Regions from separate parts of the Homo sapiens genome. Here region 2 is linked to region 1. Evidence: read pairs that join two places in POLR2A ChIA-PET (ENCODE). Cell type or tissue: GM12878. All regions are shown on one strand. Each heading gives the region's core, and the rest is flanking DNA. Links, peaks and the distances in the headings are about the cores only. Region 1 overlaps BICRAL (BICRA like chromatin remodeling complex associated protein). Region 2 has its middle 8.1 kb from the start of ZNF318.

Evidence for each region. ChIA-PET counts read pairs that join two places held together with the same protein. Peaks named below come from ENCODE experiments on the same cell type or tissue, not always from the same donor. Only the 100,000 strongest peaks of a DNase experiment are listed, where the experiment ranks them.
Region 2: POLR2A ChIA-PET joins it to region 1 with 12 read pairs; 4 of 35 experiments call an interaction of 5 or more read pairs at or near these places.

What each region holds. Positions count from the first base shown.
Region 1 is chr6:42,789,307-42,797,642 of GRCh38, forward strand. The region is part of intron 1 of BICRAL (BICRA like chromatin remodeling complex associated protein); the gene reads left to right. LOC401261 (a long non-coding RNA gene) reads left to right here. Exons shown (of 2, transcript NR_134654.1): 2 at 1,110-2,017. Among named protein-coding and RNA genes, the nearest start is that of BICRAL, 11 kb to the left of the region's middle. In GM12878, for the core only: no CTCF peak of the experiment used is centred there; no DNase peak of the experiment used is centred there; H3K4me3 peaks cover 319 bases; H3K27ac peaks cover 1,725 bases.
Region 2 is chr6:43,373,546-43,381,881 of GRCh38, forward strand. No RefSeq gene overlaps it. Among named protein-coding and RNA genes, the nearest start is that of ZNF318, 8.1 kb to the left of the region's middle. RefSeq lists an enhancer at 3,136-3,355. In GM12878, for the core only: no CTCF peak of the experiment used is centred there; a DNase peak (open chromatin) is centred at 3,156; H3K4me3 peaks cover 1,428 bases; H3K27ac peaks cover 6,856 bases.

The DNA.
Region 1 (8,336 bases), core at 160-8,159:
ATGGTTAAAATTGTAAATCTTACATATATTTTACCATAGTAAAAAATGAATTAGGCTGGGCCCATGGCTCACACCTACAATCCCAGCACTTTGGGAGGCTGAGGCAGGCAAATCGTTTGAGGCCAGGAGTTCAAAACCAGCCTGGCCAACATGGCAAAACTCATCTCTACTAAAAATACAAAGAAAATAGCCAGGCATGGTGGCACACACCTGTAATCCCAGCTACTCAGGAGGCTGAGGCATGAGAATTGCTTGAACCTGGAAGGCAGACATTGGAGTGAGCTGAGATCTTCCCACTGCACTCCAGCCTGGGTGACATAGCTAGACTGTCTCAAAAAAAAAAAAAAAAAGAATGAACACTTAAATATTTGTGGCAGATAGAGGTGTTATTTGCATATGGAAGAAAATTGCTTTAGAAATGAAATTTCAGATTACTGAAACTAAAGAGAAAGTATCTCTTCTTATCATGGTACCAAGCTTGAGGGTGCATAAGTCACCTATAGACGTAGAGATTGTAGTATAGGACCTGGGAATATTACATTATTTGCTCCCATGTTTACTGTTTTGTTCTAAGCCTTTAGCACAGCATTCAAAACAAGTTGAGCACTCAGTAAACATTTGCTGACTCAGTACTTGGAGAACCTAGGTAGAGTAGAATGATGGGAATCAAAAGGAAAACAGTATTCTGTTAGAGATCAGCAATATCTTACACTAGTAGAGGGATCTGTGAGAAAAAGAATCAAGACCATTGAATGTGTGGCGGCTTATAGCATTTGACATTCTGATCTGTGCACGTGATGAGAAAAAAAGTCTGATTACAGAACAGGGAAGGAGAGAAATAAGCATTGAGTTTCATTTTTTGTTTGTTTTTGAGACAGGTTCTCACTGTTACCCAGCCTGGAGTGCAGTGGTACAATTGTAGCTCACTGCAGCCTGGACCTCCTGGGATCAAGGGATTCCCCCAACCTCAGCCTCCCAAGTAGCTGGGACTATAGAAATGCAACACCATGCCCAGATAATTTAATTTTTTTTTTTTTTTTTTTTTTTTTGTAGAGACAGGGGTTTCTCTTTGTCACCCAGGCTGGCCTCAAACTCCTGGGCTCAAGCAGTCTTCCCACCTTTCCCTCCCAAAGTGCTGGGATTACAGGCGTGAGCCACTGCATCCTGCCGAGAAAATCATTTTTTATTTAAATAATGTCAAATGGAAGTATGTAGCACCCCCCCCCCACCTTCTTTTCCCCTTTCTTTCCTCTTTGAGTCTGCTGTCATTCCCTTTTTCATGAGTTTTCTCTGCTCCCCAAATAGGCTAAACAATAACCGTAAAGTGAGATTAGAGAAAATAAGAATGGAGTAGATGATGGAATTCAAAATAGCTGTCTACATTCTTCACTGAGAAAGATAGCTTTGAGTTAAAGGTGAGAGGAGCAAATCTGGGGAAAAACGGGTGAAACGGCATGATTTAAGTAGCATACCAGATGCGTTTCTGCATGGCATGGCTCTTGCTTGATGAATAATGTTCTGTATAGTAGAAGAGGAAAATACAGTGAGTGAAGGAGCTGGCAGAAGGTGGGCTGGGGGAGTTGGGGAAGAGTGAAATGAGTATGGAGAGGTGAGAGAGCTGACTGCAAAGGCATGTGGGGTGTGGATTTTAAAAGGAAAGCCCTGAGGTGGAAATCACTAACATGGTGCCTGGCTACAAGCAGAGGGAGCTCAGGACTTGACTGTGCTGGGGGTGGCCTGCCCTTTTGTAGTGCAGTTGAGGAGAGCTCAGGGGCTGTCAGAATGCTGTGTGGGAAGGTGGAGGATGAAAGAGGACCTGGGAGCAGCAACTTTGTTCTGGTTTGTTGTTTTCTCTTCCCTACCTCGTATGTACTCCCACTCAGGAAAAGATCCTGAGACCTCTCTGTACCAGATCCTCTTATACCCAGGTTCTCCTTAATCCCAATCAACTTTAATCTATAAAGTTACGATTTGTTTACTTATAAATTTATTTTTAATAAAGTTGTGAAACCGAACATGTTCTGTTTTTGTGGGTTATTTGGCTCTCTTATCTTGCAAACACATTAAACACTTAACATTACTTAAAATTAAAGCCCTGAGTCTGAGAATGTGAGAGAATAAGATATGAAAGATATTGCCTTTCTAGAAATGGTTTATTTCAGTTGAACCCAAATCCAGGACACTTTTTTTCATTAGGAGTTGAACTTTGTGTCCTGGCCTGAAATGGAAACATTTTCACAGGGAAGAAAATGAGGGGGAAAAGAAATAATATTTGTTAAACCTTCACCTTGTTTGAGACCCTGATGGGTTCTAATGGGTTTGGTTTTTGTTTTTGTTTTTTGAGATGAGAACTCACTATGTTGCACAGGCGTGTCTCAAACTCCTGGGCTCAAGCGGTCTTCTCACCTCGGCCTCCCAAAGTGCTAGGACTATAGGTGTGAACCACTGCACCTGGCCTCTGATGGGTTTTTAGTAAATACAGTCATGTGTCATTTAATCACAGGGATAGGTTCTGATGAATGCATCGTTAGGTGATTTCATTGTGTACAAACACCATAGAGTGCTCTTACGCAAACCAATATGGTATAACCTACCACACACCTAGGCTATATGATATAGCCTATTCCTCCTGTATTGTAAACCTGTACAGCATGTGACTGTACCTGGATACTGTAGGTAACTGTAACTGTATTTGTGTATCAACATATCTAAACATGGTACAGTAAAAATATGATACAAAAGAAAAAAATGGTGCACCTGTATAGGGCAGTTACCATGAATGAAGCTTGGAGGACTGGAAGTTGGTCTGGGTGAGTCAGTGAGTGGTGAAAGAATGTGAAGGCCTAGGACACTGTGCACTACTGTGAACTTAATAAACACCATACACTTAGGCTACATTAAGCTTATAAAATATTTTTCCTTCCTCAATAATAAGCTTAGCTTACTGTAACTTTTTTTCTTATGAACATTTTTGGTTTTTTTCTGAGACAGTATCTTGGTCACCCAGGGTTGAAGTCCAGTGGCGTGATCATAGCTGCAGCCTCCATCTCGTGGGTTCAAGCAGCCCTCTCACCTCAGCCTCTACTGAGTAGCTGGGATTACATGCATGTACCACCATGCCCAGCTAATTTTTTTTTTTTTTTAAATGTAGAGATGAGTTCTTGCTATGTTGCCCAAGCTGGTCTCAAACTCCTGGCCTCAAGCAGTCCTCCTGCCTCAGCCTCCCACAGTGTTGGGATTACAGGTGTAAGCCACTCCGCTTGGCCTAGATTTCATTTAACCCTGAGACTTTTTAGAAGTGCAAATAAGTATATTTAGAAATTGATGCTGAGTGTGGTGGCTTATGCTTGTAATCCCGCACTTTGGGAGGCCGAAGTAGGTGAATCACTTGAGGTCAGGAATTTGAGACCAGCCTGGCCAACATGAAGAAACCCCATCTCTACTAAAAATACAAAAATTAGCCAGGTGTGGTGGCAGGTACCTGTAATCCCAGCTATTCTGGAGGCTGAGGCACAAGAATTGTTTGAATCTGGGAGGCGGAGGTTGCAGTGAGCCAAAATCGTGCCACTGCACTCCAGACTGGGCGACGAGAGTGAAACTCTGTCACAAAGAAAAAGAAAAAAAGGAGAAAGAAATTGGCTGGCTGGTTTATTTTATTTATTTTTTGAGATGGAATCTCACTCTGTTGCCCAGGCTGGAGTGCAGTGGCACAATCTCAGCTCACTGCAAACTCCACCTCCCGGGTTTAAGTGATTCTTGTGCCTCAGCCTCCCCAGTAGCTAGGATTTACAAGCGCATGCCACCATGCCCAGCTAATTTTTTTTTTTTTTTTTTTTTTTTTTTTTTTTTTTTTTTGAGACAGAGTCTCGCTCTGTTACCCAGACTGGAGTGCATTGGCGTGATCTCAGCTCACTGCAAGCTCTGCCTCCCAGGTCCATGCCATTCTCCTGCCTCAGCCTCCCGAGTAGCTGGGATTACAGACCCAGCTAATTTTTTTTTTTTTTTTTTTTTTTTTTTTTGTATTTTTAGTAGAGACGGGGTTTCACTGTGTTAGCCAGGATGGTCTCAATCTCCTGACCTCATGATCCACCCGCCTCGGCCTCCCAAAGTGCTGGGATTACAGGTGTGAGCCACCATGCCTGGCTGCTAATTTTTGTATTTTTAGTAGAGATGGGGTTTCACCAGTTGGCTAGTCTGGTCTCCAACTCCTAACTTCAAGTGATCCACCAGCCTTGGCCTCCCAAAGTGCTGGGATTACAGGCGTGAGCCACCGCGCCTGACCAGGTTGGTTTATTCTTATTTTCCATTTGTATTGTGATTCTCCAAATCTGTGAGAGTTTTAGGATGGAGAAATCTGTGAAAGTCAACCCCTTTTCTCTAGGTGTAATCACACAACATGAAGGTTTACAACTGGGATGTTTTTGGCGCTACTTCTATGCGTAGGCCTCAAGATGACTTTTTTTTTTTTTTTTTTTTTTTTGAGACAGGGTCTTGCTCTGTTGCCCGGGCTGGAGTACAGTGGCCCCATCTCAGCTCACTGAAGCTTCACTAGTAGCTGGGACTACAGGTGCACACCATCATGCCTGGATAATTTTTGTATTTTTGTAGAGACAGGGTTTCCCCATGTTGTCCAGGCTTGTCTCGAACTCCTGGACAAGATGACATTTTTATTTTTATTTTTATTTTTATTTTTATTTTTATTTTTAAAATGTAAAACTATGTTACTTGTTTATAAATCAGATTAAAAGAAAAAATTTGAGACAGGGGCTCGCTGTGTTGCCCAAGCTGGTCTTGAACTCCTGAGCTACAGTCATCTTCCTGCCTCAGCCTCCCAGATAGCACGGATTACAGGCATGAGCCACCGCTCCTAGCTACTATAAATCTGACTTTATATGTCACATGATGTACCTAGAATTTATTTTTTTACAGCATGTGTGATAGAGATAAAGCAATCTGACAGTTAATTTCAAAAGAGAATAATACAAAGAAAAATGACATTTGGGTAACCATGTTGTTTAAAAAAAAGGCTCAAGTGCTTTAACTTAGAAATGCAGAACATATTCTGTTACATAAAATACTTAATGCCGGACAAAATTCACTTACTCTGTGTGTGTGTGTGTGTGTGTGTGTGTGTGTGTGTGTGTGTGTTTGGCTATGTACCCATGACCTTGAACTCCTGGAGTCAAGTAATCCTCCTGCTTCCCCTGCCAAGTAGTTGAGACTACAGGTGTACTCCACCATGCCTGGCTCTATTTTATATATTTTATAAGTACTAATATATTATTCTCTGTTCTTTTTTCATTTGAATTGTCAAGTTTTAAGGCTAAGCTAGACATATCAATTAAGAACTTACTGTAAGTGGCTGGGCACAGTGGCTCACGCCTGTACTCCTAGCAGTTTGCGAGGCTGAGGCGGGCGGATCACTTGAGGCCAGGAGTTCGAGACCAGCCTGGCCAACATGGTGAAACCCCCTCTCTACTAAAAATACAAAAAAAAAAAAAAAAAATAGCCGGGCGTGGTGGCGGGCACCTGTAATCGCAGCTATTCGGGAGGCTGAGACAGGAGGATTGCTTGAACCCGGGAGGCGGAGGTTACAGTGAGCCAAGATCACGCCATTGCAATCCAGCCTGGGCAACAAGAGCAAAACGCCATCTCAAAAAAAAAAAAGAAACTTACCATAAGTCATGCAAGAGTCTATTTACTGATCTCTCCACCAATACTCACAAAGAGAATTACGCATGAACGACAGTCAAGGTAACTGAAAAGATCTACATCTATTGTTAGAAAGTTGTCTAACTTGTTTTCCAAAACTTTCTGCTATTAGATTTAAAAACGTGACAAAAAGTCGGGTGCGGTGGCTCACACCTGTAATCCCAGCACTTTGGGAGGCCAAGACTGGTGGATCACCTGGGTTAGGAGTTCAAGACCAGCCTGGCCAACATGGCGAGACCCCGTCTCTACTAAAAATATAAAAATTAGCTGGGCATAATGGTGCACGCCTGCAATCCCAGCTACTCAGGAGGCTGAGGCACAAGAATTGCTTGAACCTGGGAGGTGGAGGTTGCAGTGTGCCGAGATCGTGCCACTGCACTCCAGCCTGGGCAACAGAGAGCAAGACTCTGTCTCAAATAAATAAATAAATATCTATAAATAAAATGTGACATAAAACCTATTTCACATTGTTTTATTTCTGTCATATATTACCTAAATTCCCAAGATATAATTATTATTTAATAGATGTTCTATGTTTCAAATTACCTTACTATCAAAAATTACCTTGAGCTTGACTCTCAAGCATATCTTTAGGACATAAGAGGCTGTGAAAGTCACAGAATAAATATTTTCAGAGCATGATGTGGATTTTGTATAATGTATATGCACCTTTAAAATATGTTCCATTCTTTTAAGATTAACTTTTAAAATTAAATGTTCTAATATTTTTCTTACATCATATTGCTTTCTAGAATGTTTCTTTTCTAAGCGGAATGTCTTGTTTTGAAAATTATTACCATAACTATCTACTCTGAAATAAAAAGGCACTGCAGTGATATTTCATCATCAAATATTTATTAAATGCTAAATTGGTGTAAAGCATTTGGAGGGCACAGGAACACATAATCTAGGCAGTTGGATCATATGTACACACATAAAACTACACAACAGTGTATGGTAAGTGCCAAATGATTAGTACAAGCAAGAGCAAAGGAGAGAGAACCTTTGACTGAGGTGGTGTGAGAGCATCTATTCATTTATCCATTCAGCAAATATTATTGAGCACATAATGTGTGCCAGGTGCCATTCTAGGCTCCCAGGATGCTGCAGTGAGCAAAAGACCAAAGCCCTGTTCTCTTGGGAAAGACAGACAATAAACCTAAGTAGACTTTGTAGTATGTTATGGGGTAAACATATAGAAAGATAGGAAGACGGGGAGTGCTGGGGTGTGGGAAGATTGTCTGGTAGGTCATGATTGTCTTTGAGCAGAGTCTTGAATAAGCCTTAAGCCTGAGGATATCTGGAGGAAGGGCATTCCAGGCAGACAGCAGCCAGTGCAAAGGGCCTAAGATATGAGCATGCATTTTGAGTTCTGGGCGTGGCAAGGTAGCAAGGGCTAGAATCAAAAGGGATCAGAGAGGCTGGGGAGCAGAGCAGTTGTGTAGAACATTACGGGTGTTCACAGTCGAGCACATAAAAGAATTTTGGTTTTTACATGGGAGGAAATGAAGGTTCATTGGAGAGTTTTGATTTCTGTTTTAAAAGGGTCACTTCTGGAATTTGGGTTGAGAATAGATTCTAGACTATAAAAGAGCAAAAGCAGAGACAGCCAGTGGGAGATGATGATGGCTTGGACCAGAGAGATGGTAGTGGAGGTGGTACATGTTGGATTCTGGATGTTTTTTTGAAGGTATAGCCAGTGGGATTTCCTGACATATGCGATGTGGGTATAGGATAATGAGCTGTCGGCCGGGTGCAGTGCTCACACCTGTAATCCCAGCACTTTGGGAGGCCAAGGCGGGTGGATCACCTGAGGTCAGGAGTTCGAGACCAGCCTGACCAACATGGAGAACCCCATCCCTACTAAAAGCACAAAATTAGCCAGGTATGGTGGCGCATGCCTGTAATCCCAGCTACTTGGAAGACTGAGGCAGGAGAATCACTTGAACCCGGGAGGCAGAGGTTGCGTGAGCTGAAATCGTGCCATTGCACTCCAGCCTGGGCAACAAGAGCGAAACTCTGTCTCAAAAAAAAAAAAAAAAAAAAAGCTGTTAAGGGTTACATGTAGGAAATGGAATTTGAACTGGAGCCTAAAGGAAAAGGAAGATTTTGTTGACCAGGAAAAGATACATAAGCAGAACTTATGTATAAGATACATAAGGAAAAGATACATAAGCAGAACTTATGTATAACTTATAAGAGGAACTTAGGTGGAAAAGAACCAATTTAGGTTGGGATTTTATAAGAGAGGCGGACAGTAAGGAGACTTCTTTGGATGAAGTGAGAAGTGGAAGGCTGGGAAGGGACCTTGCGATCAGTTTGTGAAATGCAGTAAATGTAAGGCCAAAGTATTTGAATTTTCTTTTATACGTTAAAATCCTAAAGGTTTTCAAGCAAGGAGTGATTTGACTTAAAAAGGAAAAAAAAAAGTTATAGTCAATAACAGCTTTGGAATCAGACCGATCTGAGTTCTAGCATCTTGCTGTAGGTAATGCCTTGAGTGAGTAACTTCCCTGAGGGAGTGTGCCTCAGTTTCTTCCTCTGGATAGAGGACTTACGTTTCAGAGGGAGTTTGAAAGGATTAAGTGAGATCATGCATATAAAGCATTAACATAATGCCAACC
Region 2 (8,336 bases), core at 50-8,049, 580 kb after region 1:
TGGCTCCTGTGAGATAATGGAAATGTAAGTGCTCCTCAGGAGGTGGAGGACCTGGGACAGATTTTTAGCTTAAAGCCAAGGACATGCCTGTCCCTACATGCGAGCTGAACAAATTACTGCCAGCCTTCTGCTTGGGGCTAAGTTTCATGGGAATGTGCCATGTGGGTGGGAAGATAAAAATATTGACAGCCTTTAAACAAGAACTGAGCCTAGACACTCCCTGCTCAGTGACTGGAATGGTAATATCCTAATATTACCAATATTACCTATACACCAGTAATAACTAATTAGAAAATACGATTCTGAGGCCAGCTGTGGTGGCTCATGCCTGTTAATGCCAGCACTCTGGGAGGCTGAGGCAGGCAGATCACCTGAGGTCGGGAGTTCGAGACCAGCCTGGTCAACATGGCGAAACCCCATCTCTACTAAAAATAAAAAAATTAGCCAGGCATGGTGGCGGGTGCCTGTAATCCCAGCTACTCAGGAGGCTAAGGCAGGAGAATAGCTTGAACCCGGGAGGCAGAGTTTTCAGTGAGCCGAGATCACACCACTACACTCCAGCCTGGGTGACAAAGGAGACTCTATCTCAAAAAAAAAAGGAAAGAAAGAAAATATGAGTCTGGCCAGGCGCAGTGGTTCACACCTGTAATCCCAACACTGTGGGAGGCCGAGGCAGGCGGATCACTTGAGGTCAGGAGTTCAAGACTAGCCTGGCCAACATAGTGAAACTCTGTCTCTACTAAAAATACAAAAATTAGCTGGGCATGGTAGTCTGGCTACCTTAGCACGCTTGTAGTCCCAGCTACTCAGGAGGCTGAGGCAGGAGAATCGCTTGAATCTGGGAGGCGGAGGTTGCAGTGAGTCGAGATCTTGCCACTGCATTCCAGCCTGGGTGACACAGTGAGACTCCACCTCAAAAAAAGAAAAGAAAATATGATTTTTCTGCTGGACACAGTGGCAGGTACCTATAATCCCAGCTACTCAGGAGACTAAGGCAGGAGTTTTCACCTGAGCCCAGGAGCCCGAGGTTAGCCTGGACAACAAAGCAAGACCCTGTCTCTGGAAAAGGAAGAAGAGAGAAAATATGATTTTCTGTTAAACATGGTGGATTCAATCATGCATGTATCACTATTACATCCATAACCTCTGTCTCAAAAAACAAAAAAAAAAAAGCTCTGGCCAGGCGCAGTGGCTCACGTCTGTAATCCCAGCACTATGAGAGGCTGAGACAGGTGGATCACTTGAGGTCAGGAGTTCGAGACCAGCCTGACCAACATGGTGAAACCCCATCTCTACTAAAAAATACCAAAAAATTGGCCAGGGGTGGTGGTGGGTGCCTGTAATCCCAGCTACTTAGGAGGCTAAGGCAGGAGAATCACTTGAACCCGGGAGGTGGAGATTGCAGTGAGCCGAGATCGTGCCACTGCACTCCAGCCTCAGTGACAGAACAAGATTCCATCTCAAAAAAAAAAAAAAAAAAAAGTGCTCAAAAGAGGATATTCAAATGATTACTAAATATATGAAACCTCAATCGTGAAAATGTAAATTAAAACCATAACAAAATAGCACTTCACACCAACATAGTTAACATTGCAGATATTGGTGAGGGTGTAGAACAAGGGACATTCTTCTACACTGTGTAAATCAGTGCCACCACTCTGGAAAACAGGTTGGCATTTCTACTAAAGTTGAAAATGACTACACAATTTTGTTCCTAAGTATATATCCTACAGAAATGCATACAAGGTATACCAGCAGTTACGTACAAGAACGTTCACAGCAGCTTTCTCTGTAATTGCCAAATACTAAAAAAAGTCCACATATTCTACAACAGTAAAATGAATAAATTTGGGGATGTTTATACAATGGCATACTATTCAGCATTGAAAATTAACAGACTGCTTCACTCAACAACATAAATGAATCTGAAAAACATAATGTTGAGTTAAAGAAAATAGATGCAAAACAATACATTGCATAATTCCATTTATATAGCTTTTTTGTTTTGTTTTGGTTTTGTTTTGAGACAGGGTCTCTCTCTGTCACCCAGTCTAGAGTGATGTGTCCCAATCATGGTTCACTGCAGTCCCAAACTCTTTGACTCAAGGGATCCTCCTGCCTCAACCTCCAAGTAGGTAGGACTACAGGCATGTGTTATCGTACTCGGATAATTTTTTTTCTTTTTTCTTTTTTTTTTTCAAGACAGGGTTAACTATGTTGCCTAGACTGGTGTTGAACTCCTGGCCTCAAGCAGTCCTCCTGCCTCAGCCTCCCAAAGTGCTGGGATTACCACCATACCCGGCTAAATTGTCAAAACTAAACTACAGTGGATAGGAGTGCATTCTTAGTGGTAAACCACTATAAAGAAAATGAAGCTAAAAACCATAAAAATCAGCATGGTGGTCACCCTGAGGATGGAAGAGAGGGCATTGTAATTAGACAGAACAATGGGAGGAGCTTCTGGGGTATTGAGCTCGTTCCATATATTAATCTGGGTGGTTGTTTTTCCACAGATACTAGCTTTTTAATAATTCAGTTAGCTGTACATTTATTTATTTATTTATTTATTTATTTATTTATTTATTTAGAGATGGAGTCTTGCTCTGTAGCTCAGGCTGGAGTGCAATGGTACGATCTCGGCTCACTGCAGCCTCTGCCTCCTGGGTTCAAGTGCTTCTCCTGCCTCACCCTCCTGAGTAGCTGGGATTACAGGCATGTGCCACCACACCTGGCTAATTTTTGTAGTTTTAGTAGAGACAGGGTTTCACCATGTTGGCCAGGCTGGTCTTGAACTCCTGACCTCAGGTCATCCGCCCACCTCGGCCTCCCAAAGTGCTAGGATTGCAGGCGTGAGCCACCACACCCATTCTGTACATTTATTTTTATATACTTTTATGTATACATGTAATTTTTCACAATTAAAAGAGCTAGAGACAGAAGACAAACCTGTATCCTAAGAAATGTGAAGCTTGAATAGCACTATCTGTGTGCTAACAAGCAATTTGTTTCTCAGATATGCTAGTCAGCCACCAAAATGGCCCCTAATGATCCCTGTCTCTTGGTATTCACTCCCTGGTATGGGCTCCTCCCATATTGTACAAAGGTTGGTCTGTGTGACCAATAGAATATGACAGAGGTGATATGTATCATGTCCAAGATTAGGTTATTAAAGCCATTGTGGCTTCCATTTTGAGCACACTTTCTCTCTCTGGGATCATATGATTTTGGGGGAAAACACCTGCCATGTTGAGCAACCCTATGGAAAACCCCATGTAGTGAGAAACTGAGGTCTCCTGACAACAGAAGCAAGGAATTGAGGCCTCCAGGCAACAGCCATGTGGGTGAGTCATCTCACAAGCAGATACTCAAGTATATCAAGCCTTCAGATGACTGCGGCCCAAGCCAATATCTTGAGTGCATCTTCTTGAGAGACCCTGAGCCAGGACCATCTAGCAAATCACTTCCATAGTCCTCATCCTCAGAAACTGTGAGATAAAAGTGCTTGTTTTAGGCTGCCAACCTGGGAGTAATTTGCTATGCAGATAGCTAATACACAACCCTAGAGAATAAAAATTGCTTTTGGTATAGCCCCTACCTTTATTCTATGAGGCACTAATAACCCTTTTTAACCTTGAATTTGGAGAAACCCTGAATGCAGGCAGTTAATTCATATGTGGATGTTTCACATCCAAATGCTTTTTGTCTGGTCCCCCAGATCACCATGGTTTCTATTTTATAACTAGTACATACTATATACTAATATATAGTATTATATTACTATAATAATATGGTATTATAATCATAATACCGTAATCACACAAAACACGAATGTACATCTTACCAGCTTATTAAAAAACAAATAAATACTGGCCAGGCACAATGGCTCATGCCTTTAATCCCAACACTTTGGGAGGCCGAAGTAGGGGGATCGCTTCAGCTCAGGAGTTCGAGACCAGCCTGGGCAATATAACAAAACTCCATCTGTACTAAACAACAACAACAACAAAATAGCCAGGTGTGGTGGTGCATGCCTGTAGTCATAGCTACTTGGGAGGCTGAGGCAGGAGGATCACTTGAGCCCAGGAGTTCAAGGCTGCAGCAAGCTATGATAGCACCACTACACTACAGCCTGGGCAAGAGTGAGACCCTGTCTCAAAAAAAAAAATAACAAAATAAAAATAAATAAAATGAAATAAAAATAAATCTAACAGCAATATTATGGAAATGTTCAAGGTTTTGAAGGAAAGGTCCTGGGTGATCTGAGACATGTATTAAGATCTGCCATGGTCAGAGAGATTAGGCAGGACTTCCCTGAGAAGCGGTATTTGAGCTGAGATCTGAAAATAAGTAGGAGGTAGTAGAGCATAAAGCCTGGTAGGCAGAGGGACACCTAATCTAGTACTTCCTAACAGTTACCCTTTTCACTGTCCTTGTCCTCTGTTTACACCAGCCACTTACCCAGTCCCCACCTGTTCTCATCCCAGGGTAGACAGGAATCACTTCTTGACATACCTGTAAACATTACTGGTGTAAGGTTTAGAAAGCTGAGCTGTACACAAAGCCCTGTGGCAGGAGAAACCCTGGTGATCTGATTGACCAGACAGAAGGCCAGTGTGACCAGAGGGCAGAAAGAAAGGAGAATAGTGAGAAATGAAGCTGAAGAGGTATGCAGAGGTTGACCACGTCCAGCATATTAAACATTATAAACATTAATCTGCGTGCATGCCTGTGTGCACACTATACTTGACCAAACTGTTTAGCCCTGTTGGAATTTTTTTTGTTTTAATAGGTTGTAGCTCACTGCAGCCTTGAACTCCTGGACTCAAGCAATCCTCCCACCTCAGCTTCCTGAGTAGCTGGGACTACAGGCATGCATCACCACACCCAGCTAATTTTTTTATTTTTTGTAGAGACAGAGTTTTGCCTTGTGGTCCAGGCTGGTTATTTTTAAATTTTTATTTATCTATTTTTGAGACAGGATCTCACTCTGTTGCCCAGGCTGGAGTGCAGTAGTGCGATCTCAGCTCACTGCAGCCTCTACCTCCTGGGTTCAAGCAATCCTCCCACCCTCAGACTCCCAAGTAGCTGGGACTACAGGCATATGCCACCATGCCTGGCTAATTTAAAATTTTTTTTGTACAGACAGGGTATCCCTATATTGCCCAGGCTGGTGTCAAACTCCTGGGCTCCAGCTATCTGCCTGCTTCAGCTTCACAAAGTGCTAGGATTGCAGGTGTGGGCCACCGAGCCTGGCCCAGGCTGGTTATCCTTTAAGTCCAAGATTAATGAGGTGTAACTGGCTCAGATGATGTGATTGCTGGTACCTATCCAAACAAACTCCAGCTTCATGTAGGAAACATTTGGCCAGAAGAGGGACAGTGAGCCCTCCAGAAAGACAGATGTGATGCTCAACTCACTCAAGAGTTCTCGTCTAGAATTGTGGTCCATTGTTTGTAGATAATGGGCAAAGTGGGTCACGCCTATAATTCCAGCACTTTGGGAGGCCAAGATGTGAGGATCACTTGAGTCCAGGAGTTTGAGACCAGTCTGGGCAACATAGCAAGACTCCATCTCTACAAAAAATGCAAAAATTAGCCAGGTGTGGTGGCTTGTATGTGTGTAAATCAAATTAATTACTTTGGGGAGGTTCTAAAATTATGAGTGATTAGTTTCTCTTGCTTTGAAATAAACTTAGGCCTAGAGTATAACTTTACTTAGAATTAAGGTGTTTGGGCCAGGTGTGGTAACTCACACCTATAATCCTAGGGCTATGAGAGGCCAAGGCAAAAGGATTGCTAGAGGCCAGAGGCCTGGGCAACATAGTGAAACCCTGTGTCTACAAAAGTAAAAATAAAAAAAATTAGCCAGTCATAGTTGCTCAGTCCTGCAGTCCCAGCTACTGGGGAGGATTGCTTGAGCCCAGGAATTTGAGGCTGCAGTTAGCTATGATTGTGCCACTGCACTTCAGCTTGGCCAACAGAGCAAAACTCTGTCTCTAAAAAATAAAAATAAATAAATAAAGGAATGGGAGAAAAGATGAGAAGAGAATGTAAATGGGATGATGACAACATTTTGGAAGCCAGAAAACAGATGGTGTTAGGTAACTAACAACAAAGCAGAAAAAGCTGAAACTTAGGCATGCAGGTGGGTAACCCAGAAGGAACCAAAATGGTTCATACACAGAACTCTGACCCTCTTAGACACCCCAGAGACTTTTGAAGGTGGGTTTGGGTGTGGTGCTGAAATGTAGAATTGGGTTGAAAGTTGGTACGAGGAGCAGTTGGATTCTTCAGTCTCTTCATCTAGCCCATGAAGCAGATGACTGCCCCTTCCCTCCCTTGGTGGAAGAACAGATTTCATGTTTAGTACTATATCAGTACTATCACTCGCCAAAAGAAAAAAAGGCACTGAAATGTATCTGAATTGTTTAAAACCCTAATAATTGTAGCTGTCAGGCACTCTGTTAGGTTCTAGTCCATAAAGATGAATAAAACATGGTCCTTATCTTTGAGAAACTCACAGGTTTTTTTAAACGTAGCTTTCAAGATACCAATAAAAACAAAAGCATATCATGAGGCATTGCATCCCTCTGTACAATGTCATAGACAGGAGTTCTGTATATGGAGACTTCTTTGAGGACTGGGTGGCCAAAAAAGGCTACCCTCCTTTGTGTAAAAGTTACATTTTGATGTTCTTGGTGATTCTCAAGGCAGTAAGGAGCCAATTTGGCTTGAATGCTGGTTTTTAGAAGGGAATAGGCAAAGATGCATTTGGAAAGGTAACTTGGCATTAATCTGGTAAGAAACATGGATTTCAGAGTAAGGTGTCCAGATTTTACCCTGTCATTGGAGATTTTTGCATAGGATGACAGAATAAAGTGATCTACCCTTTCTGTGTTTTAGGAAGAAGAAAATGACAGGTGCTAAGAGAGAGAGGAAAGGGTAAGACGGGCTGGGACCCTGTATCAGTCAGGGTTTCCAGCTGCAAGAAAGAAAAATGAATTCTTGCTAACAAAAGCAGAAAATAAAGTGGTTGAAATTAAACTGTGCAGTTCACAGTATTGATGGGAAATCTATAAAGAACAAGGCTCAGAAAATCCCTCCTACTGCCTGTTATCCACATATATCCTTCTTCCCATACTTAACTCTTCCAAAAAAAAATTTTCCTGTCCAGCACGCTTTGGACATCCCTTATACAAATGAAAATCACTTACTGCCTCCCTCAAAATAGCCTCAGATTTTAGCAGTCACTACATCCAGTTCCAAGCCCAGGGAGTCTTGTTGATGCCTATTCCTAGTTCTGCCCAGTCTTGTCTTGATATCTTTGTAGATTAGCTTGTAATGTTATCAATCACCAACACATATTTTTTTTTTTTTTTTTGAGATGGAATTTTGCTCTGTCACCCAGGCTGGAGTGTAGTGGCTCAATCTCAGCTCACTGCAACCTCTACCTCCCAGGTGGAAGCAATTCTTATGCCTCAGCCTCATGAGTGGCTGGGACCACAGGCACGCACCACCACGCTTGGCTAATTTTTGTATTTTTTTTTTTTAGTAGAAACGGGGTTTCACCATGTTGGCTGGGCTGGTCTCGAGCGCCTGACCTCAAGTGATCTGCCCGCCTCGGCCTCCCAAAGTTCTGGGATTACAGGCATGAGCCACCGTGCCCGGCCAACACATCATTTACTAAAAAAAAAAAGAGAGAGAGAGAAAAAAGAGAAATCAGTTAAGATATATGAATATATTTAGGAAAAATCAAGGAAAGAAATATGGAAAGAGGCTACCATTCTCATTTCCACAACTAATCAGAAGGCTGTGGGTATTTATGACTTCTGTCCTCTCTACTAGTTCTGTGGTCTCTTTGCCTTTAGGCAGAACCTCAGCTGGTCAGTATATGACCCAAATCTCATTTCTGAGAGATCCAAGCTTTTGGTGGTCCTGCCTGTTCAAGGGGTTAAAGATGTCTTTCATTAACTTTTAGTTCTGATCATGGTTTCATGAGGATGCACCCCAGGGGATCCCCTCTGTACCATCAATATGCCTCTTGACCCCAGTGTGTAACTACAATCTTATTTCTTCACAAAAATCAGGATTAATGACTCAATACCATAACTTACCATAACTTCTTTTTTCCCCGTTGATCTACTGCAGTGAGGAACCCAAAGTGGCCAGTGGCCATCTCACCCTAAACTGTTGTTCCTACTGGTGGAATATTTCTCACCAGCAGAGCTCAGAGTTGATGTAGTGGGGAGAATAATAGTTCCCAAAGATATCCACATCTTAATCCTCAAAACCTATGAATATGTTACATGATAAGAGGGAATTAAGGTTGCAGATGGA